Linked DNA regions of Homo sapiens: region 1 is linked to region 2. The links are chromatin loops, found by intact Hi-C in ENCODE. Cell type or tissue: A673. All regions are shown on one strand. Each heading gives the region's core, and the rest is flanking DNA. Links, peaks and the distances in the headings are about the cores only.

The links. A loop is a pair of places that touch in the nucleus more often than their neighbours do. Peaks named below come from ENCODE experiments on the same cell type or tissue, not always from the same donor. Only the 100,000 strongest peaks of a DNase experiment are listed, where the experiment ranks them.
Region 1: it touches region 2 in a loop (2.6-fold over the local background); 4 of 110 quality-filtered maps call a loop at or near these places.

What each region holds. Positions count from the first base shown.
Region 1 is chr7:41,912,832-41,924,491 of GRCh38, reverse strand. No RefSeq gene overlaps it. Among named protein-coding and RNA genes, the nearest start is that of INHBA, 220 kb to the right of the region's middle. In A673, for the core only: no CTCF peak of the experiment used is centred there; no DNase peak of the experiment used is centred there.
Region 2 is chr7:41,815,608-41,827,267 of GRCh38, reverse strand. No RefSeq gene overlaps it. Among named protein-coding and RNA genes, the nearest start is that of INHBA, 120 kb to the right of the region's middle. In A673, for the core only: no CTCF peak of the experiment used is centred there; DNase peaks (open chromatin) are centred at 2,777, 4,507, 5,257 and 5,537; H3K4me3 peaks cover 341 bases; H3K27ac peaks cover 5,140 bases.

The DNA.
Region 1 (11,660 bases), core at 2,316-10,315, 97 kb before region 2:
GATTACTCTAACTTCCTGATGATTGTTCTATTATGATCATGTTGTAGCCTCTGTTTATACTTATTAACATGCTTTGCCTTAATGTAAATTTTGTTTGATGTTAATACTGTTGTATTATTTTGTTTTGGATTATTATTAAAACATATTTATTCCTCCTTTCAATTTTAGCCTTTCTGTGTGTTTTTACCGTAGAGGCATATCTTGTAAGTTGAATCTTAGATCTTATTTTATTTTACCTAGCATGATAATTTCTGCCTTTCAATTTTCATGTATGATCTGTATATATTTATTATGATTAATAATATATTTGGATTTATTTCAACCATACAGTTTTATGTTTCAAAGAACATTTTCTTTCTTTGCCCTTTTTTCTCCTTTTCTGTGCTCTGTGGAACTAAAAAACATTTGTTTTTTTAAAATTTTTTTCTCACTTTTAATGTTGGATTGGAATATATATGGATTGCATTTTTATTATTTTAGTGGTTACTTTAAAATTCTAACATATACATTTAACTGTATATTATTCTAGTGAAGTTGAAAATTATTCAGTATACTTTCCTAGTTATCACTATAAGAATCAAGAATCCTCACACATGTTGGCCGGTTGTGGTGGCTCATGCCTGTAATCCCAGCACTTTGGGAGGCTGAGGCGGGTGGATCACTTGAGGCCAGGAGTTCGAGACCAGCCTGGCCAACAAGGTGAAACCCCGTCTCTACTAAAAGTACAAAAATTAGCCAGGCATGGTGTTGCACACCTGTAGTCCCAGCTACTCAGGAGGCTGAGGGACAAGAATTGCTTCAACCTGGGAGGCACAGGTTGCAGTGAGCCAAGATTGCTCCACTGCACTCCAGCCTGGGCAACAGAGTAAGACTCTGTCTCACACACACACACACACACACACACACACACAAATTTTTACATAACTTGACATTCTATTTCCCACTCTTGTTATTGTTGTCTGGAGTTTAATTTTGTCCTTTAAAAATTAGTATTTTTTCAATTAAAATATCCTAATCATAATAAGTTAATATGAACAGCAAAATAAAATAGCAAAAACAAATAATAAACAAAAAGTTTAAAAATAAAAACATTTAAGAAGACATGTTATCAATATTATTGGTTAAATTTTATTCCAACACCTCTATTTTTGCTTCTTTTCTTTCAGAAACTCATTTCTTGGTAGCTTTTTTGGGAACTGTGAGGATGGTAAACTTTCAAAAACTTTACAAGTTTGAAAATGTTGTTATTTTTCCCTACTCTTTAGTAACAGTTTATTTGGCTGGATATAAACTCCGAGCTTGATGGTTGTTTTCCCTTTACTCTGAAGATATCTCTGAGAAGGCTGCTATTTTCCATTCTTGCCTAGGTAATTTCTTTCATCTGCCTCAAAGCTTTTAAGAGCTTCTCTTAATCTTGTTTTATTTTGTTTAATATGCTATACTGATATTGATATTTCTGGGTGTGAATTCATGTTTATTCATCCTTCTTAGTGCTTGGAATCCATTTTCAATCTATAGACTTTTTAATCCTCATTTCTGTAAAATTCCCTTCTATACTGCTGCTTTTTTCCCCTATTTCTTCCATTCATTTTTATGGAACTCCTTTCAGACATGTTCAGTATTTAAATTATCCTCCATGTCTCTGAGCTGAACTGTCTTTTGTAAGAAATCTTGTGTCTTTCTGTGATATATTTTAGTTTTAATTGTGCTATATGCAGAAGGTAGTGCTCTTGTTCCTTTATAGATATGGGGTCAGCATCCTAAGACAGTGGTATTTTTCACACAAAAAAAGTGCACATCTCTGTTGAATAAAGTCCTAAGCTGAAAAGTAAAATCCCTTATTTAAACAAATATTGCATTGCATTAGGGCTCAAGTATCTCAGCATGCCATGCAGGAACCCTTCCAATCTGTCCTAAGGGCTCTGGCCACACCTTCTGCAACGTGTACACACTTTCCCTTTCTTGGTGTATGGTCACAAAATTCCTTCATGAATCCAAATCTTTGCATATGCTATTTACTTATTCTGGGATGCCTGAACATCTTTAGAGACCTTCTTTAAAAACAACAATTCCGCAAGATCTTTCCCAATCTCACCAAAGTCAGCATTTCCCTCCTTGCTACATTAAATTCTATAGAATCCCAATATATTGTAATTATCTGCCTGTAAGTCTATTTGCCTAGGGAGACTTTAGGAGCTGGGTGAGAGCAAGAAGTAACTGTCTGTGTATATCAAGCATCCAGATCATTGCCTGTCAAAAGTTGTCATGAACTATTTTTTTTTTTTGGATGAGCTTTCAATGACAAAGAGAGTTCATTATGGCTTAAAACTAATCTCTCTCTCCTTTGAAATTTTTATTTTGGACTGCCCTCCGCTGACAGTTGGAGCTGCTTTTGATTTGGTATTGTTCATTTTTTTTTCTCCCAGAAGGTTGCAGTCATATTCTGTGAAAAGGAACAAGCAAACTCAACCCTGTCCTCTTATGATATGGACTCTGACATTCTTTTGTAAATGACTGGGTTCAGCAATTCTCAACCATATTCAGCAATGGCACTTCCCCTGCCGCATTTTGAAGCCAACATGGGAAAGACAATCTGTCTGTTTTTGATTGGTTAACACTTAACTCATCAAAATGTGTTTTGTAACACATAGTCCATGTCCAAGAGGTCTTGCAAGATTTCCAAAGCTTTTCCCACACTCCTTTTCTTCTCACCCTCAAAAAAAGAAACAGTGTTTTGCCAAAAACAAATTATCCCAATTCTCAAAAAGGACTGTTCTTGCACAGGAATCTTCAAACCCACAAGAGTTCATGTTAGGCCTAATCTTGGCCAATACTCCCTGCCATGAAGTCTGTGCATATCTAATTTGCCTCCTGCTCAAGTGGCCAGACAGCACCAGCACATCTGCCTAACCCTAAGGCTGCCTGCTCTGAGTCAGAATGGATCGGACATAGCTAGGGTGCTGGATGGGGAAGTGCATCTGGAAAATGTTTTAGGATTGACATACTGTAAATTCTCTCCAGTGGCTGCTGAGATCGGAAGCTCCATTGGCCACAGGGCAGAAAAAGATACTTTTTTTTTTTTAAGCAAAATGAGGACTTGATTAAGTTTCACCTCAAATTGTATCTGGTCACCAGGTTGAACTGGAGTGAAAGCAAAGAGAGGTGACCAAATTCCAGAATAAAGAACTTCCTGTTTATTAACAACTGGAGCAATTTCATATAAAACCCGAGTGACTTAGGAGACATGTCAAATATATCCTGTTAAAATCAGGATGCTGAACGCTTCTTTTTATCTGAGGAAGGTCAAACTGAGGGACATCCACAATGTCTTTGCCATTCTTTCCACCCATGCTAGCCTCACTGATACAGTCAAAGATAGATCTTTTCTGGAACATTACAAGAGTCTCCGGAAATCTGATCTCTGCCTACTCAGAATCATCGTACCTACTATTGTCAGAGAACTGTATCCTAAGTGCAGATCTGGTCATACCAGTCTGTTACTAAAAACTCTTAATAGTTCCCTGCTTACAAGAACTGACTTTGACCCGTAGCACCCATCATGACCAGCCACGTCTCCCACAGCACCCCTACAGGCACCCCAGCTGCACTCCTGCCAATCCAAGCAAAGGGAAATGGTTTATACACAAGATTATTAACAAGTCTACCAGTAGCATTAAATAAATAAAGGAAGGAATATAAATATAATTTTAAAACTGGACACTAAGAAATACATAGGTATGTTTATGGAACCAGAAATCAAAAGTATAGTCATTAAAAGGAAGCCCTCAGTAGAGAGGTAGAGGGATGAAGATTATTGAGAGAATTCATAATTGAAGGACATAGCAGGGAACTCACCCAGAAAGCATCACAAAGAGATGAAGAAAGATGTTAAGACAGATGGGAGACAGCAGATGCAACATTTTTCTGGTGGGAATTCTCAAAGGAACTCATATAGAAAGGTATTTTTGAAGGGAGAGATACCTTTGAAGGGATTATGATTGATAATTTCCCAGAATTGAAGGAATATACAAATACCGAGATTAAAATAACCACAGCTTCCAGAATGAAAACCAAGACAAGTTAAAAAGAAAAATTCACACATTTATATATTGTAATAGAACTGGAGATTACCAAAGAGAAAAATCCTAATGACAATCAAAGAGAGACAGATTATCTAGACAGGAAGGAAAATTAGATAAACAGAAAATTTCTCATCAGAAAAATCAAACAAATTAATGGGAGGAAGACTTTCTAATGCAAAGGGAAAATAGCTATCATTTTAGAATTCTACATACTGTGATATTATGATTTAATGTGAGAGAAAATAAAGGCATTTCTGGAAAAAGACTATGAGAATTTAGTACTCATAGACTAATTACTGAATGTACCTGGGTAAGAAGTAAATTTGGGCCTGGCGTGGTGGCTCACACCTGTGATCCCAGCACTTTGGGAGGCCAAGGCAGGTGGACCAATGGATCACGAGGTCAAGAGATTGAGACCATCCTGGCCAACATGGTGAAACCCCACCTCTACTAAAAATACAAAAATTAGCTTGGTGTGGTGGTGCATACCTGTAGTCCCAGTTACTTGGGAAGCTGAGGCAGGAGAATTGCTTGAACCTGAGAGGCGGAGGTTGCAGTGAGCTGAGATTGAGCCACTGCGCTCCAGCCTGGCGACAGAGTGAGACTCCATCTCAAAAAAAAAGAAGAAAAAAAAAAAGAAAGAAGTAAATTTAATTCAAAGGAAGCAGTGAGATGTGGAGATGAACTGGAATGATATTTTAAAGGTATAATCTACATTTCCTAACTCCCAAGCCAGGGCTCCGATAAAAAGTAACGTCCTTTTAGAAAGAGGGCATATATACCCTTGGGGGAGTTTATTAGAAGTTCTCACTTCAGTTTTCTACTATCATTCCTTCAGTGTTTTCTCAATGCATATGCTAAGTGAATACTTCTTTAGCTTGGTTTACTTATTTTAAGCAGATAAATACCTTCGGTAAGATTTTGGAATCTAGTGAAAACACGTATTTTGTGTCAAGATAGAATTTGGAGGGACTCTGATTAAATTTTGGAAATCTCTTAACAGAATTCATTTATGGCCAGAACTCTGGTTCTTCATTTTCATTTCTGTGTTCTAAATTTATAATTAACTTATAAGTTTTGCAAGGATTGCTTTGGGGATCATTTTGTCATTAACATGATGTAGAGAGAGCATGTCGCAAAATAAGGTTATTTCAAATCCCCACATACTGGCATTATGACCATGGGCAAGTTACTTAACTTCTATCAACTTCAGCACTCCTCATGTGTAAAATGGACATACTAATCATTTCCCCTCTGAGTTAATATAATGATTAAAGGACTATTTTTGGTCCACTTCTTCCCATCTACTAGAAAAGATAGCATGGCCCCCAGGAGGATTGTTTCCTGGGACACAGAGTGTAGAAATATGAGCTTGACACTTGTGTGAGTGTACAGCATCTCCCCACCCACCCCAGCCACCTCTTTCATAACCTGAGATTTCAGGTCATGAGAATTGTGTCCCAACCCACCTAAGTTGACTGTGTGGAATCTAGAACATAAGGTATGGTCATCGAGTGTACCAGAAGGAAGACCACCTCTGGAGCGAGTGTCGTCAGTTTCTGGTCATAGGCATCATTCATCCTAACCTACTGAGTTTCCCACCCACTGGAGTGTGTCATAGGAGAGTGGCTTTCCTTCTGTTTCTGGTCAGTTTCTCCCATCGTATCTGTGACTCATATAAATAGCACACGTGTTCCTTTCATGGGAACTAAAGTTCATTCACAACCCTCAGTTCATACTTTGCCTAACCTGATAAAGATTTTAGCTTTCTGAGCAAAAGCAAGTTTTGTAATTAACTTATTTTAGGAGAAAGAAATTCCCCTGCATCATCATTTTGCAGTATAATGCCCTGTACCATGGTGAAACTGTTTGGAATTCACTAAATTTTGTGTCCTCTCAGAGTATAAATAGGACTCAGGTGGTCCATTTGCCGCTCTTCTCCAGCTTTGCGGTGAGGAAAGAACATGTGTTTCCATGATATAAAAGGACGTTAAAAAAAAAAAGTAAGGCAAGGAATGAAGGAAAGGAACCTAGCATGTTCTTTGCATGTGGTGGGTTCTGTGCAGGTCCTATCCCATTACACTCCCATGTTATGGATGATAAATCAGCTGCTCAAAAAGGTCAGGCAGCTTTCTTAATGCTATAAATCCCATGGTCTTTAAACAACATAGTTCAATTCCTCCTTCTCTAAGAGCATCCAAAGTCCTCCAAGAAAGAGGTAAAGTGCAGTGTTACCTGGGAAACCATGACTGATAGACACTTGGGGAGGGTGAGCTCCTCACCGCAGCCCAGAGACCACCACTTCTACTCTTGCGATGCAGACCATGGTCTCATCTCTCCACAAATGCATTTTCATGATGATTGAAGACGGGCATCATGCATTGGCTGATGTGCCAATTGACCCCAGCAATACAAGGATCTGTTCTATGAAGAATTGAGTGGAAAGTGTGGGATGTTTGGGGAAACGTCCAGCAGCTTGGGTTTTGGTAAAATGTTGTGGAAGAGATCAGCAGCATTGTTGTGGCAAAGTCCAGTCTGAGCATGGAGAAGGGAGAAGTGCATCAGAGCTTTATAGTTTAGATTTGGAAGGGACCTTGGGTGTTTATATAGCCCTACATTTCATAAAATATTTCTTAGAACTCTAGTCCTACAAGATGCCTGATGATATTAAACAATTCTCTAATTAATTATATTTGGGAAATACAGAAAACTACATTTCCATAGGGAAATACATATGACCAAATTGGAGCTCAAAGCATTTGGGAAATTCTATGGTAAAGACAGCTGTTACTTATCTTTTTCCAAATAGAATTTGACTATTAAACACTATTTGTCATCTCCCAGAACTAATGTTCTGGAGAATTCATTTTGGGGATCAATGATCTAATTTTATCACAAAGAGTAAACTGAGGCTCCTAAGGGCTCAGGACTTATTCAAGAAAAGAAACAGAGCTAAAGACCTGACCCTTTGATTTCAATGTACTTTATAAAGTGGCTCTTACCACTTTATAAATTAAAAAAAATATATATATATATAATTATTAGGTATATTACAGAATTTAAAACTATGTATCTATTACTATTAATGCACCAAAGCATTAAACCCATACACTTGAGAAGAGTATTCAAAAGCAAAAAGATTTTTATAAACTAACTTTCAGTTATGCAGCAATCATGCCTGTGTGGTTCTGGATACTGGAGACTGAAGTTTAGAAGAGTTTACTTTTTCTCTCAACCTTGAATTTTAGCACATATAGTTCTATATTTGTGGACTTGTCATACAATAATTAACAATAAGTAAGCCTGTTATCCCAGGCACTATGTGAAGGGCTTCATATGCATTTTTCCAGTTAATCCGAACAGTTTTCTAAGATAGTTGATGGTATCACCCCATTTAAAGTTGGAGAAACTGAGACTTAGAGAGGCGAGAAATTGGCCAAAGTTGCAGAGATCATAGGTGATGGAGTTGTTTGTGACCCAGGTCTCGCTGACTCCAAAGATAATAATCTTAACCACTATGTTTTCATAATATTCAGGAAGCCGGGTGGATTTAGAAGATTCCACACTGACATCTTGAAGCGTTCCAACTCACCAACCCCCAGTAGGAAAAGCAAGTGATTCCATAGCTCAGGAATTCATACTCAGGCAATGACAACATGTTGAGCAAGGCTCCAGCCTGATATTTATTCTACAGCCTCCTATAAATCATGAAGACTTAAGAAAAAGGCAGGGCTTTGTGCAGTCAGCTTTGAACAAGAACATAGAGGCCAGAGTTTCATCATGAGGTCTGTGACTTGCCACCTACTTTGCCATCACTTGAGAGGTTGAGTAAGACAGGCCATCAGAGAAGACGTTGAGGTGGAGAATGTGAGACCCACATGCACACAAGCCGGCATGCTCTTCCCTGCCTCCTCTTTCTTTTGTGACCTCTTATGGAATGCTGTGGGAAAGCACTCAAGTCCTGAGGTTCCATTGGCTACGGAAACGAAGAAATTTGAACTAACTCTTGCTAAGAAACTGTAATTAGGACATGGACCCTGACATAATTATCTTTGTGAATTTCATTGTGTTTTTTTTTTTATTTTTTCTAAGTGAAATTGCTTCAGAAAATTGGAGAGCCATCTTACATTCCATGTGGAGAATTTATTAGCTATGAAAATAATTCATGAAGTTATGGGTAGAAACATGTTGTTAACCTTGAAGGAAAATTAAAATCAGAGTAATAAAATCTTCCATTTGCAGAGTGTTCCATCATTCTAAGCCATGGTCGCATCTACTTCCTCTTTGTGGTCCTCACAAGAGCCTTTGAAAGCTGGCAGGGCACCAGTTTGAGCCCCTTTTATATTTATTCACTTATTCATTCATCAACTATTTATTGCATGCCTATTTTTGTGCCAGGCACTGGTGATGCACTGGTGAACCAGTAGGCAGGTGTTTTTTTTTTGTTGTTTTTTGTTTTTTCCCTCCCTGAAGCTTGTATTTTGCCAGGGGTAGCAGACAATAAAACAAAGAGTACATAATAAACAATTAAATGAGGAAAAAGTAACTGAAGAGTCCTAAGTGCTATTCAGATAATTCAAATAGGTGGCTGTGGGATGGACAGCTAGTTTAGATGACATGACCATCAAAGGCAGCTCTGAGCAGAGGACATTTTAACCTGAGACCTGAATGACATGAGCTATCTCTGCACAGACTGCAGAAAAATATTCTTCATAGATAAGAAAATTGAGACCCAAATAGATTCAGTGACTCAAAGACCATACAGATGGTTAGGCCATGATGGACTTGAACTTCAACCTTAAGTTTCTGAGTCCAAGACCAGTGGCATTTCTATTCACTATTTACTTCACTAGTAGATATGGAAGAATATATAAATAATGCTCAGCATTGCTTTCGCACACTGGGAGAGCTAGGTTAGGTTTTATCAATGGTAATTTTGATAATTTAGTACTCACATGTTGATTTTTCAATTATTTCTAAATGAATAAGAAAATTGTAGTTTGAACTTTTAAAACATATGTAGAGCTAATCTTGTAACAGTGAGAGAAATCTAATACAGCTGACTCCTTCTTGCATGTGACCTCACAAGCTAACTGCCATTGCCCGTTTTTGCACGTAGGCCAAGCTAACTATGGGAGGAATTTAGTTTCCAGTTTAACTTTATTTTTAATTTTTATTTATTTATTTATTTATTTATTTATTTTTTTGAGACAGGGTCTCACTCTGTCTCCCAGGCCGGAGTGTAGTGGCACAAACATGACTCCCAGATTCAAATGATCCTCCCACCCCAGCCTCCCAAGTAGCTGGGATTACAGGCACACACCACCATGCCTGGCTAATTGTTTAACTTTTTCTGTAGAGACAGGGTCTCTCTTTGTTGCCTAGGCTAGTCTCAAAATTCTGGGCTCAAGCCATCCTCCTGCCTCGGCCTCCCAAATTGCTGGGATTACAAGCCTGAACAAACACATCCAGCCTATAGTTTAATTTTAAAGCAAAGATGATAACAGTGCCTGCCCCAAAGTAACCCTCGAGGAGATAAGGAGGACATATGCACAAGTAACAATGTTATGTTGAAGATTTATAGGAGCATTGTGACCTGACCAAGGACAAAGAAGTTTTGCATCCTCCTTGGACTTCTGCTGATGCTCAGATGTCTGTGGTCACCAGCCACCTCCTTCTTCCCTCTTCCCCAGTATAAAAAGAAGCTTGAGATTCATGCATTCTAAGATAGTTATTTAGGACGCTGTTCTGCTGGCTCTCTCTGAAGTAAAGTCGTCTTCCAACACCTTGTCTTTCAATGTGTTGGCTGTCGTGTGGTGAGCAGTGTGAGCTTTGGACTCCACTACAATCTCAACTCCTGCATGGATGATTTCTAGTCAAAATGGATGACATTCTGGTCAAAAAGAATTAATACCAAGATAATTGCAACAATTTTGTTCTCTCTCTTGCTTTCTGTGCCTTCCTTTCTCTCCCTCCCTCATGTATCTGAGTATCTTTCCTTTCTAAGCAGTACAGTAACACTGCGAAACAGGCTTAATTGCTGTTAGGAATTTCTTAGGAAGTGCTAGGATTTATCATTTCTAGCTGCCTCTCCACTAGTAGCATGCTGGATAATTCAAAGTATTTGGAATTCTCTTTTTTGCAAATATTTTAACAGGATTACAAAGGAAGCCCTTTTGGTGGAATAATGTCATTATTATAGCTTGAAAAAATACCTTAGAGTTCATGGCCATGGTTGATTAAGGAGTCTTGTAAGAGAAGTGTTGACAAAAATACTTTCCAGAATGAATTAAATAAAACCCATGAAGGAATGTGTACATATATCTATATCTATATCTATATCTATATCTATATCTATATCTATATCTATACATACACACACACACACACACATGCACACACACACACACATATTTTAGAACTAGCATTCTTAGAGGCTTTTTTTTTTATTCTTTGTAGGAAAAGAGCCAATTAATGTGTATACATTTCACAAAATCATTTGGTAAGGAACTTGAAACTAGGACAGATGCAAAAATGTCATGCCAAAAAAAAAAAGGAAAAACACCCCAACTAAATGATGATCAGAATGGACCAAAAATTGTTTAATTCATTATTATTGATGTATAATTCATATACCATACCAAATAACCATTTTAACATGTATACTTCAGTAGCTTTTAGTACATTCACCAGGTTGAACAACCATCATTATTATTTAATTCTAGAACATCGTTACCATCCACTCCCAAAATCTCTTACCCGTGAACAATCTCCCCATTTTCTTTTTTCTTCAGCCCCTGGCAACTACTCATCTATTTTCTTTCTAAGTGGATTGGCCTATTCTGGACATTTCCTATACATAGAATCAGACAATATGTGGTCTTTTATGTCTGGCATCTTTCACTTAGAATAATGTTTTCAATATTCATCCTGTTGTAGCATGTAACAACTTCATCCCTTTTATGGATAAGTAACATTCCATTATAATGATATACCGCGTTTGCTTATCTACTCATCAGCTTATGAGTCCTTTTTATTTTTTAACTATGAAATATAAAGCTGCTATGAACATTTGTGTACAATTTTTTCGTGTGGGTATGTTGTTTCATCTCTCTTGGGTATATACTTAGGAGTGGAATTGTTGGATCATTCGGTAACTCTCTGTTTAGCTTTTTATAAAGCTGACAAACGGTTTTGCATAGCAGCTGCACCATTTTACATTCTCACTAATGAGGATTCTGAAATTTCTCCACATCCTCCCCAACACTTAATATTTTCTGTTTTGGTTTGTTTTTAATTATAGCCATCCTTATGGATATGAATTGCTATCTCATTGTGGTTTTGATTGGCATTTCCCCGGGGACTAATGATGCTGCACCTCTTTACACATGCTTATTGGTCATTTATATATTTTCTTTGGGGAAATGTCTATATGAATCTTTCACCTATTTTTAAATTGATTTTTATGCCTTTTTAATTTTTCAATTGTAACAGTTCTTTGTATATTCTAGGTACTAGACACATCAGTTGTATGTTTTGCAAATATTTCCCTAGTTCCCCGGGTGTTTAGTTTGTTAT
Region 2 (11,660 bases), core at 1,700-9,699:
CCCTGGAACAATCCCCCACAGATACCGAGGAACAACAGTATTGATTTCTTGCTCACATTACATGTTGGCTGCTCTCAGTGGGCTGTTGTGGCTTTCCTCCACACATCTTTTCTTTCTAGAAGCAATGCTAAAGATTCAGCCCCTATTTGGGGTATATCCTTCTTATGTTAGAGGGAAAAGGCCAAAAGAGCTGATGGAAACTTGTGATGGGGTATGTTATAGCTGCTCACACAAGCATGTTACTCTGCAGGCCCAGAAGAACTGGTGGTGGTGATATGTGATCCTCTTACCAGGAAAGTGGAAGTGAATGATTATGAACAATACTGCAATTGACTGCAGCAGATATCCATGTCAGGGCTGTAGCAACTTAATAGTTCATTTTTACCAGTTAAACAGTTTCAGTACATAAATTATTTATGCAACACATCTTAGGTGCTGGGCAATGTTTACGTGGTGAGATTCCCATGATTGTTACTCATCTCAGGAACCCATGGTCAAGCAGGTGTCTATTCTCTGGCCACTTCCCATGGATATTGTACACCTCAGGGACTCTCTTTCCCCTTTGCTGGGACTCTCAGAAGGAATGGCAGTGAGCCACCTGCTGACAAAGGCTTATCTACAAGGGAGCTTGAGAAGAGGCAGGGGTAGTCTCGTTGGCTTCATCCTTTTTGAAAGAAGGCAACACTTTTCATCTTTCTGTTGCCTAGAAGGTAGCATTATGCAGAAGAGATAGTGCTGTCAGTTTAATCCAAGTGCAGAGAAGGAGTTGCAGGTGTATCCCTCAACTCAAAACCAAGCAGAGGCCCTGGGTGGAGAGGGAACACAGTGAATAGAGATGCCATCGAGCTCTACAGGACAAGCCACTGTGATTTTGCAGTAACTCTTGTCCTCCAGGTCAGGGATCCTTTTTGTGACCACAAGAAAGATTTCTTCCCTGGTGTTTGGGAGGTGTAAGCGAAGTCAGGATGCCTGGATTTGCCATCACAGAGGAATGCAAAGAATGATAGTAAAGTTTTTCATTTCACAAGAGAGACTTTTGGTCTTCTATTTTTGATATGAAAATAGTAATTTGAAAATACCCTTTCCTTTGCTGTGCTTTCTGTCAAATTTGGTACCACCACGACCTGATGAACTTTACTTGGCAGGCTGCCAAACTAAATACATCTTGGCCAAGTGCCTAATAATAATGATGGCTAACGTGGTGGGAAAGTGTCTTAAGGATGTTTTGTGGAAACAAGCTCCTGAGGAAGCTGCAAAAACCATCATTTCTTCTTTGCTCCTTTAATCTAAATAAATTAGATTAAATTCATCAGCTTTCTTTTGTTGTATTTGGTGGAAATTTAAATTCCAAATGGTTTGCTTTGACCAGCATGATTTTAAGGAGTTAAAAACATAGTTTGTATCTTTTAAGGGGAAGTTCCTATGTTATAAGAAAGTTCCAAAAGACAGGTTTAGGAATATATGTATATATATTTATAAATTTATATATATAAACTATATGTAAACATTTTTTCATGATATCACCTCTGCAATTGGCTTCATCATATTTCTTTGCTACCCTCCCTCAGTTTCCATATAACCAGCTTCATATTTATTTAATTGGGTTTATAAGATATCTGAGTGCTGTTGGATAAAAATTATAAATAATTTAAATATTCTGTTAGTACACGTCAAGGATTAACCCACCCACTTTACTGTAACTACTGCAGGGATCTGGAATAAAGTTAGTGACATTGGCAAATTCTTTGTTCATTGAGTTATGCTAGTCCTATTGGTCTACAGAAATAAATGTTCCCATTTCTATATACACATCCATATTCCTTTGCCCTGATGCATATACTTTGTTTCAAACAGATTTTCCTCACCTGGAAGATACATATTTGTGATTATTTATACAAATGTCAGCATTTAGGCTCCAGATAAGGCAAATGTGTAGTGTCAGCATCATCGGGATGGCCCATGCTAACTGGCACCTTTTTCTCTCCGTAGATATCAATGTCTGTCTTTTTTAAAAAGTTGATTTTATATATTGTATTATAATAAAGGTATTATATTTTTAATATCAATGTCTGTTTTATAACCTGTGTGAACTGGCTAGATATGCCTTTATTTTGAAATTAATTAATTAAAGTCAAGGAAATACTTTCAGAAGCTTGTCATAGAGGCCAAAATGTCTTAGCCTTTTGACTTAAAATACAAATAAATAGAAGTCAAAATTGACTTTAAAAAAAATACTTTTTCTAGGCCAGGCGTGGTGGCTCATGCCTGTAATTCCAGCACTTTGTAAGGTCAAGGTGGGCAGATCACTTGAGGCCAGGAGTTCGAGACCAACCTGGCCAACAAGATGAAACCTCTTCTCTAATAAAAATACAAAAATTAGCCGGATGTGGTGCCGTATGCCTGTAATCTCAGCTACTCAGGCTGAGGCAGGAGAATCACTTGAACTTGGGAGGTGGAGGTTGCAGTGAGCTGATATCACACCACTGCACTCCAATCTGGACAATGAGCAAGACTCTGTCTCAAAAGACAAACAAACAAAAACACACCATAATTTTTCTGAAGACTGTTCTTTAAAAGATAATGGTCAAAAGAAACAAATGTGCAAGGTTTTGTGAGCTTTAACTGGCAAGGAGAAATTTTACTCTACCACACAGACTCTAATTTTCACTTTCCTACTGTTGCTGAGACACCAGCTTCATTCAAATTAGGAGGAGGCCAGCAACCAGCACCACAGAGCCACATGGAGCCTTGATCCATGCACTATGATGTGCCCCAGGAGAGTGGTTATGATGCATGATTCATATTCATAATGACTTCGTTGCTCAGAGAGGCCTTCCTGCGAGATCATCAGACATTTGCTGCTGAAAATATTACTTAAGTCAATATCTACATGTAATGTTCATAGAAAAAAAAATTCAACTCTAGGTGGTCATGCATCTGATTCATAATTAAGTAAATGGTAATTTCATGACTTTCTAGAGAAATATTTTAAAGTAAAAATAAATAGAAGTCAAAATGAAAAGTACCACAATGGTCTTGTTTTCTAGGGTATCACGTAATGTTTTTTCTTAAATATTTCAAACTGCTTTGTGCTTAAATAATACCTTATAGTCTTTGATTCTATTTCAGAAATTCAACTTACTCCTACTTTCTACACCAGCCTAGATGTGTAAATTAATTCATTGTTTTCATTCCCCATTCATCATTTATTCATTCAAAAAAATTTGTTGATTTTCTACTATTTATCAGGCAGTGGAAATACAGTAATAAATCATTCTGACTTAAGAATTACATAAATAAAACAATATTCAGTTGCAAGAAGTGCCAGTGAGGAAGTAAACAGTTATGTGAGAGGGTAAGTGGGTAAGAAGTGGTGGTGACTGGAGTAAGGAAGGCCCATGTCACAGTGTCCTAGGGTGGCACAGGTTGCCACAGTTAAAGCACGAGAAGGAGTCAGCCATGCAGAGAGCTGAGGGGAAAGCATCCTAGAAGGAGAGAACCATGGCAGAAAGGCTCTGAAAAGGCAGAGCTGGAAATATTCTGGGAACAGAATGGAGCCAGTATGGCTGGAGTCTCATGAGTGAGATGAGATTGGTAAGATGCTTAGATTCTCTTCCAAGTGAAAACCTTACAGAGTTTAGGTAGGAGCATGATATGATCTGATTTAAATCTGAATCATCGCAACATTTAAAGACAGCAGCCACTGGCTTTTTCCACACCACTGAAATCATTGGTCTTCTACTTCCTACAATTTTCTCTTTTGTGTCAGATATTTACAAATGTCTGATTCCTTGTATTTGCTCCTAAGTTTCTAGTTCTTGGAGTCTGCTCTCCTCCAGCCTGTCATTTGCAACACACACAGAAAGCTTCCTGATCATATTTTAGTTTCATCCTTTCTGACTCAAGGTGCTCTTGCCGTTGGGTTGATGGTATACTGCCTGGAAGAAGCTATTACCCTGTTATTTTACCATGATATCACCTCTGCAATTGGCTTCACCAATGTATCTTTGCTACCCTCCCTCAGTTTCCATAAGCAAGATGAAGAACATACACTCCTTCCCCTTGTATTCAAGTGTATGGGGTGTGGGGACAGGTAGGGCTGGCTGGTGTGAGGACAGGTAGTTACTAGAGGCAACTTTTCCCAGAACAGAGGAGACGTCCAGCCCAAAAGCACTCATGTGCATTCTTGCAATTCTAAGACTGCTGGTGAGGATACTCTCAATATAAGCCTTTGGTTTCTGAAATAAAAAAGCTGTGTCTGAGAAGCAGCTTATGTGTTTGTGGTCCTGGAATAGACTGGGGGAGGGATTTTCAGGTGGTGCCTATAGATATACGTACAGTTGTGACATGGGGTGAAGGCTTTCATTGATGGTGATGTCATGGGTTCCCTCTGGGAGGATGGAAGCCCCAGGGAAATATATTGGTAGTATGGGATTGAAGTCCTGGGAGCCCATTGCTTTTTGTGGGAAAGCAATCCTATGGCTCACCATTGCTCTCATCAGAGGGACTTTGTCCCCAGTGCCCACATGCAACATGGATTGAGGCCAGGGAAGTTTGGGTTTGACTAGACTAGGACTGCCCTGCTCTGCAGTCTTTTCCAGCCTTCTAAGGGAGGGCATCAGTGGCTCACTCTAGACTTGGAAAAACAGAATGAAAAGGGAATATTTTGATTAGAGTTGACTTAGGAAATATTATTATAGGGAATTCATGGAAAAACATTGCTTTCCAATTTCAGAACTACTCGAAATATCTGGTAGGCTAAATATAGAACACTATTCACAGCCTTGCAGGTCCTGAGGTCTGGCTAAATGTGAGCTCTGGGGTGGTGCCTTCCTCCCTCTCCTCCTCCCTCTCTCTCTCTCTTCCCCCTTTAGCTCTCTCTATGTCTCTCACTGTTTCTCATTTTCTTTATCTCTCTTTCCTTGCTAGCCCTGGATGCTTAACCATGAATGATTATCAACCAAGAACCTTAATTGTGGTCCCAGTACAAACTGTTACTTAGTTTGAAAATAAGTAATATTAATGAAATTTCCCTCTGAAAAATAACAGCTGAAACGAGAGAGGGAACGTTTCACAAACTAATAGAGCTCACAAATGCATCTTTCAGAATATGTTTTATAAAGTTTATGATAATCTAAGAAACAGTGTAATCACCCTGTAACTCCAGGAGTGAGTTACAGAGGAGGTAATTCAAAGGATTTTTCATGCTGGGCTGAAAGACCTTGCTCTTTGTGACCCCTAAAGGAGATCTATGACAATGGAAGAGACAGAATTGAGATTAGTGTAAAGGAAAACTTCTCAGCTGGAAGGGGTGTGAGGCCTGAAATTCCCTTCTAAGTAGAATCATCAAAGTATATTTTTTGGTGATTTAACTTTCCCTTCCTTTCCTTCCTTCCTTCCTTCCTTCCTTCCTTCCTTCCTTCCTTCCTTCCTTCCTTTCCTTCCTTCCTGCCTGCCTGCCTTCCTGCCTTCCTGCCTTCCTGCCTTCCTTCTTTCTCCTTCCTTCCATCCTTTCTCCCCCTTTTCCTGAGGGAATTGAAAACAATAAAAATTCGAAGAAAAAAATGTGGACACCTATAATCATGCAACCATTCTCTTTCCTCTTCCTTCTCTCATTTTCTATGAATGTACAGGCAAATACCATCATCTGCAGTGGTTATGTTCTATAAAGTCACTGCAAACACTGAATTAGCAAATATTGAGCCATTGCTCCTGGGAGAAATACAGAGTTAGGGATTGTGAACCTCAGGTCACAACATTTTCACCAACAGATCAATCCATAACTTTATTTTAAGTATATTTCTGTTTAATGGCATCTCATCTAACATATACTGTTGATGCATTAGCATTGAACTCATGACCTATAGCACTGTGACTCATTCCCAAATGAAGCTTATTTAACACCTGTATTTTCTCCAGAAGGTACTTCACAGCTTTGTTGTGTTTAGGATCACCAAACAGCACTTTAGTCCTATGCTTGGGGGACATTTTAAACAGTGAAATCATGAGGAAAAAGCACAAAAATGCAAAAAATGTGTCATGAAATTGATAGCCAAAAGGACACGTGTTTAAAATATAAGAACTGAAATAAGAAGGTAAAGCATTGCCTTGTCCAATCTCAGAAATCATGCCCATCCGGCTATTTGAATTTTTGCCACTCTGTCCACATCTGTAAATGACCATGAATGCACAGAGTATTGACTTGGGAGTTAGAAATACATTTCACAGAGTAGATGGATTTGAAAATATGGAATTCATTAAAAATGAGAATCAATGGTACAAACACACACATATAGTCTGTTGCCTTTCACTTGTCTTTGTCAAATTACTTTTACATATATTTTGAGGAGATTTTAGGAAACTATAATACATCCCATTTAGATAGAAACTAGTTGTTAGCAGACATACTTCCAAGAGATGTAGACTTTAAGTTTAGTTGAGATGTGCTGATTTTTGCTGTGCCAAAACAATTTAAGAAATTTAGAAAAACAGACCCAGCAGGCCCACCTACATGTGTTTTTAGTTGTTATCAAGGCAGGGACACACACAGGGCTTTTGAAGACTACTGGCAAAAAGGCCCTTCCCCCTACATAAACAGAGATGAGGAATAAAGTATATTCCACTCTAAAGAGTTAACATGTTTCCTGGTTGAAAGGTGGAAGATAAATTTCTATATGACAGAGAAAGAGGCAAAGCAAACCTTTGGGCAGCCTGAGTTGGTGCTGAAGCAGCATCCAGGCCCTTGGGTCTCAGACAGAAGAGACCGGTCAAGGACAGAAGCCAAGCCTCCACCCAAAGGTCAGAAGCTGGAATTTAGCTTCTCTGCACTGAGCCTCAAGACCTGACACATCTGTGACAGGGGGTAAAAAACACTCCACCCACAAGACTTGAAAAACAACAAGAGTTGTCATTTTTAAGAAATAGAGACTGACTCTAAATATGTGCTGAGGATAGGAGTCTATATTTATTCTTCCCATGGTGGGGAATTTATGTGAGAAATTAATAAATAAACTGATGAAATTCTTGAGGCCTAACTAAATCAGTCCTTTTATACAGACATTACCAAAGACAAATGGAATTCTCACATACAATCTCCACAAAAGTCAGGCTCTAATAAAATATCATAAACCGTAAAGGAAAACACTATCATTAGGGAGACATGACACATAAAGCAAATGGGAGAATTAACATTCTAAGCTGATAATAAAAAAATTGAAGAGAATAGAAAATAATTTTAAATTAAAGACATAAAAAAGAAACTATAATGAAAGAACATGGCAATATTAAGAAAGAATCAAATAAGAACAGGCTAATTTAAAAAAAAAAAAACTAAACAGACATTCCAGGAAAGAAAATTCTGGTTGTTGAAAAGAAAAATCTAGTGGTTGATTTTAAACTCCAGATTAGACACTTTTGAAGAAAGAATTAGTTATCTGGAAAACAGATATATCAAAATAATCTAAAATGCAGTACAAAGAAACCAAACCAAAAATAGACAAGTGGAAATACATCAAACTAAAATCCTTCTGCACAGCAAAGGAAACAATCAAAAGAACAAAGAGACAACCTATAGAATGGGAGAAAATATTTACAAACTTCATCTGACAAGTGACTAATATCCGGAATATACAAGAAATTCAAATAACTCAACAGCAAAAAAACAAATAATTTGATTTTAAAATGGACATAGGATCTGGGTAGACATCTGTTAAGAGAAAACATACAAATGGCCAAGTAGATGAAAAAATGCTGAACATCACTAATCATCAGGGAAATGTAAATGAAAACCACAATGAGAAATCATCTCACTCTGGTTAGAACGGCTATTATCAAAAAGGCAAATAAATAAATAACGAATGCTGGTGAGGATCTGGAGAAAAGGGACTCTTATAGAGTATTGATGGAAATGTAAACCAGTACTGCAATTATGGAAAACAGTTTGGAGGTTTCTCACAAAACTAAAATCAGAACTACCATACAATACAGCATTTATCCACAGGAAAGAAAATCAGTATATCAAAGAGATAGCTGCATCCCCATGTTTATTGCAGCACTATTCAGAATAGCCAAGATATGGAGTAAACCTACTGGGCATTTATCCAAAGGAAATAAAATCAGTATGTCAGAGAGATACCTGCATCCCCATGTTTATTGCAGCACTATTCAGAATAGCCAACATATGGAGTCAACCTAAATGCCTGTCAACAAATGAATGGATAAAGAAAATGTGGTACATATATACAATGGAATACCGTTCAGTAATGAGGTACATTAAAATCCTGTTATTCACAACAACATGAATGAGCCTGGAGGACATTATGTTAAGTGAAATAAGTCAGGCAAAGAAAGACAAGTACTGCATATTCTCATCCACATGTGGGAACTAAGAAAAATTGAGCTCATAGAAGTAGAGAGTAGAATTGTGGTTACTAGGGGTCTGGAAGAGGTAAGGGAGAAGAGAATAGGGAGAAGTTGTTTAACAATACAAAATTCCAGCTAGATAGAGGAATAAGTTCTAGTGTTCTGTATCATTGTAGGAGAAAGAGGGTTAACAATGATTTATTGTATATTTTTGAAAAGCTACAAGAGAAGATTTTGAATGTTCATGATACAAAGAAATGTTAAATATTTGAGGTGATGGATATGCTAATCACCATGATTTGATCATTACATATTGTATACTTGTTTGAAATATCACTGTCTCCAATAAATATGTACTATTATTATATGTCAACTAAAAATAAATAAAAGAAGAAATGAAAGTTTTAGAACTGATTATTTTGACTATGGTGATGATTTCACAGAGACATACATGTCAAAGCTTAAAAAATGTGCAGTTAAATATATCCAGTTTATTATATGTCAATTATACCTCAGTGAAGCTGTTTAAATAAAGAGATGCTACAATAGAACAAAAGCTGTTTGTTTTTCCATACTTGAGAAGTTTATTAAAAATTTAAAATTCTGAGTGTCTAAAATAGGTGCCGAGTAATGTATATGATGCAGTTCTATTTTAGGGGGAACAAAGGGAAACAAACACTATACCAAAGAAAAATTACAACCTAGGCTGGGTGCAGTGGCTCGCTCCTGTAATCCCAGCACTTTGGGAGGCTGAAGCAGGCAGATCATGAGGTCAGCAGTTCCAGACAAGCCTGGCCATCATGGTGAAACTCTGTCTCTACTAAAAATACAAAAAAATTAGCTGGGTGTAGTTGCGGGCACCTGTAATCCTAGCTACTCAGAAGGCTGAGGCAGGAGAACTGCTTGAACCCAGGAGGCAGAGGCTGCAGTGAGCTGAGATCACACCATTGCACTCCAGCCTGGGTGACAAAGTGAGACTCTGTCTCAAAAAAAAAAAAAAAAAAAGAAAGAAAATATTCTAACCTAAATATTTTTTATGATAGTATATACATGGAATAAGGTGGAACTTGTAAACAAAGCCAAATGAAATTAAACTCATTTTCAGTAAAAAAAAAAAAAAAAAAAAATGGTATATAATACAGAATTTTTCCCTGGTTCCTGCAAGGGAGCCTCTAAACCCTCAGAATTTCCCCAGTGATAGAAGAGTCTTCGATATTTAGGGTGCACCTCTCAGATCATACCTGAGTTTATGCTCAGGAGGTGACTCATGGTGTGCCCCAACATAGTTGAGGTTGATGAGATGACTCAGGATGGGGGCTGGCCACAACAGAAGGACCAGCCAAGTTAGAGCATTAGGGCTTTGAGCTATGTGGTATCAGTCCAGCCTCCAGAGAAGAAACGGAAGCTGGAGCTCAAGCTTAATCACACAGCCAATGACAATCAATCCTGCCTATGTAGTGATGCTCCACTGAAAACCATGGACACCAGAGCTCAGTTGAGCTTCCCTGGTTGGCAGTGTTCTGCCTATTGTCACACATGAATGTGCTGGGAGGATGATGTTTCCCTGAGGACACAGAAGCTTCACATTTGGGACTCTCTCAGACCTCACCCTGTTCTTTTCTTTTGGTTGATCTGGATGTGTATTCCCTTTTGTTTTTTATAATAAAACTCGGAAGTATAGTGCTTTCTTGTGTTTTGTGGGTCATTCTAGTAGATTACAGAATTTGAATCAGTAAAAGAATGCTCCAAATTGCAGCAAATTGGTTGGAAGTGTAGATGGCCTGGGAAACCCAAACTTGTGACTGGTGTCTAAAGGGAGGCAAGTCTTGCAAAGGACTGTGCCCTGAACCTGAGAAGTACGGCCCAACTCTGGGGATTTGGTGTCAGAAGTCACTGCAAACAGTAACCACTAGAAGACTAAAAATGGAATGAACAAATTCCAAACCCACAGGTGGTCAAAGGAGAATAAAGTAAACTTGATTATTCCAATGGAAATCACAAAAATAGAAAAAAAAAAAAAAAAGAAAAAATCATGATAAAAGGAAAACACAAAGTAAGATGATAGAAATAAAGCCAAATGTATCAACAGTGACAATAAATGCAAAAAAACCAAAAAACTAAACTTGCTTATTAACAGGTTTTGACATTTTAAAAGCACACTGAAGCAGCCATAGAAAAAGATCAGAACTTGAATGTACTCCCTTATGCTTGTTTATATTTGAATTATATATAGTGGAGAATATACCCTAATCTTCTCAGGGTTTAGGGTTTGTAAAGGTCTTTATCTGCCTCAACATGAAATACTTTTATAGCCCTGAACTAGTTATTTCTATGGAGAGGACGTGGGCTCTGACTTTTGTAGTGGGAAGATGTGGATATTGAAACATGGGTCAAGGTTCTGAGTAGTGGGGTTGCTGAGACCCAGATAGGAAGGACTTGTTGCTGAGTTTGAGGCATCATGTCACAGACTGAGCAAACCCTCTCTGCCACCGCCACCCCCCCGCAACCCCGAGGAGAACACCAGCATTTAACATGACCTTCCATTATTAGCTTCCAGCAGCTTTCTCTGTGAGGAGCAGGGGCCACTTCAGTCCACCGCAGCAGGAAACAGGTTGTCAGCAATGTGGGGTGAGCACTCAGTAGCAGGAGAGTAGAAACCACAGGATTTGTGGCAGGGGGGTGAAAAAGCAGTGGCAGGAAACACAACTGTAGAACTGATGATTTTAGAGTATAGTCTTAGCCTTTTAAATTAATAGGACTCATTTTTAAGATAAAAAGTCATGTCACACACAGAAGAAATATATGTTCAGTTGGCAAAATATATCATGATATTAACTTACTATCAAACATTTAAACAATAGTAACTATATTTTCTTGAATACTTTCTGTGATTCAGACACTGTACTGAGTGTATTTTATATGAAGGAAGTTTTATTCTTACAGTGGATGAGGAAATTGAGATTTGGAAGTTAAATTCCTTGTTTATGTTAATATAACAAAGGGACAGTGGACGTAAGATTCAAATCAGCTCCACCTGACAGTGACACAGCCAATGCTGACCTTATGGCTATGTGCATTTGTTGTCTGCAGCAGAAAACACAGATGAGAGGCACTACTTTGATGTGGCCTGTGAGTTTGTACGGTCCCTCCACCAGCTTGCTCCAATCCTGCTGGAGTTTCCAGCTGGTCATGCACAGGGGAGCTGGGCAGGGGAGGTGGACTTGAGAGCAGAATCTTGGCAGCGGTCAATGGTGAGAGTAGTCATTGGAGAGAGTGATTCCCTCCAAAGGGCTTGGGAT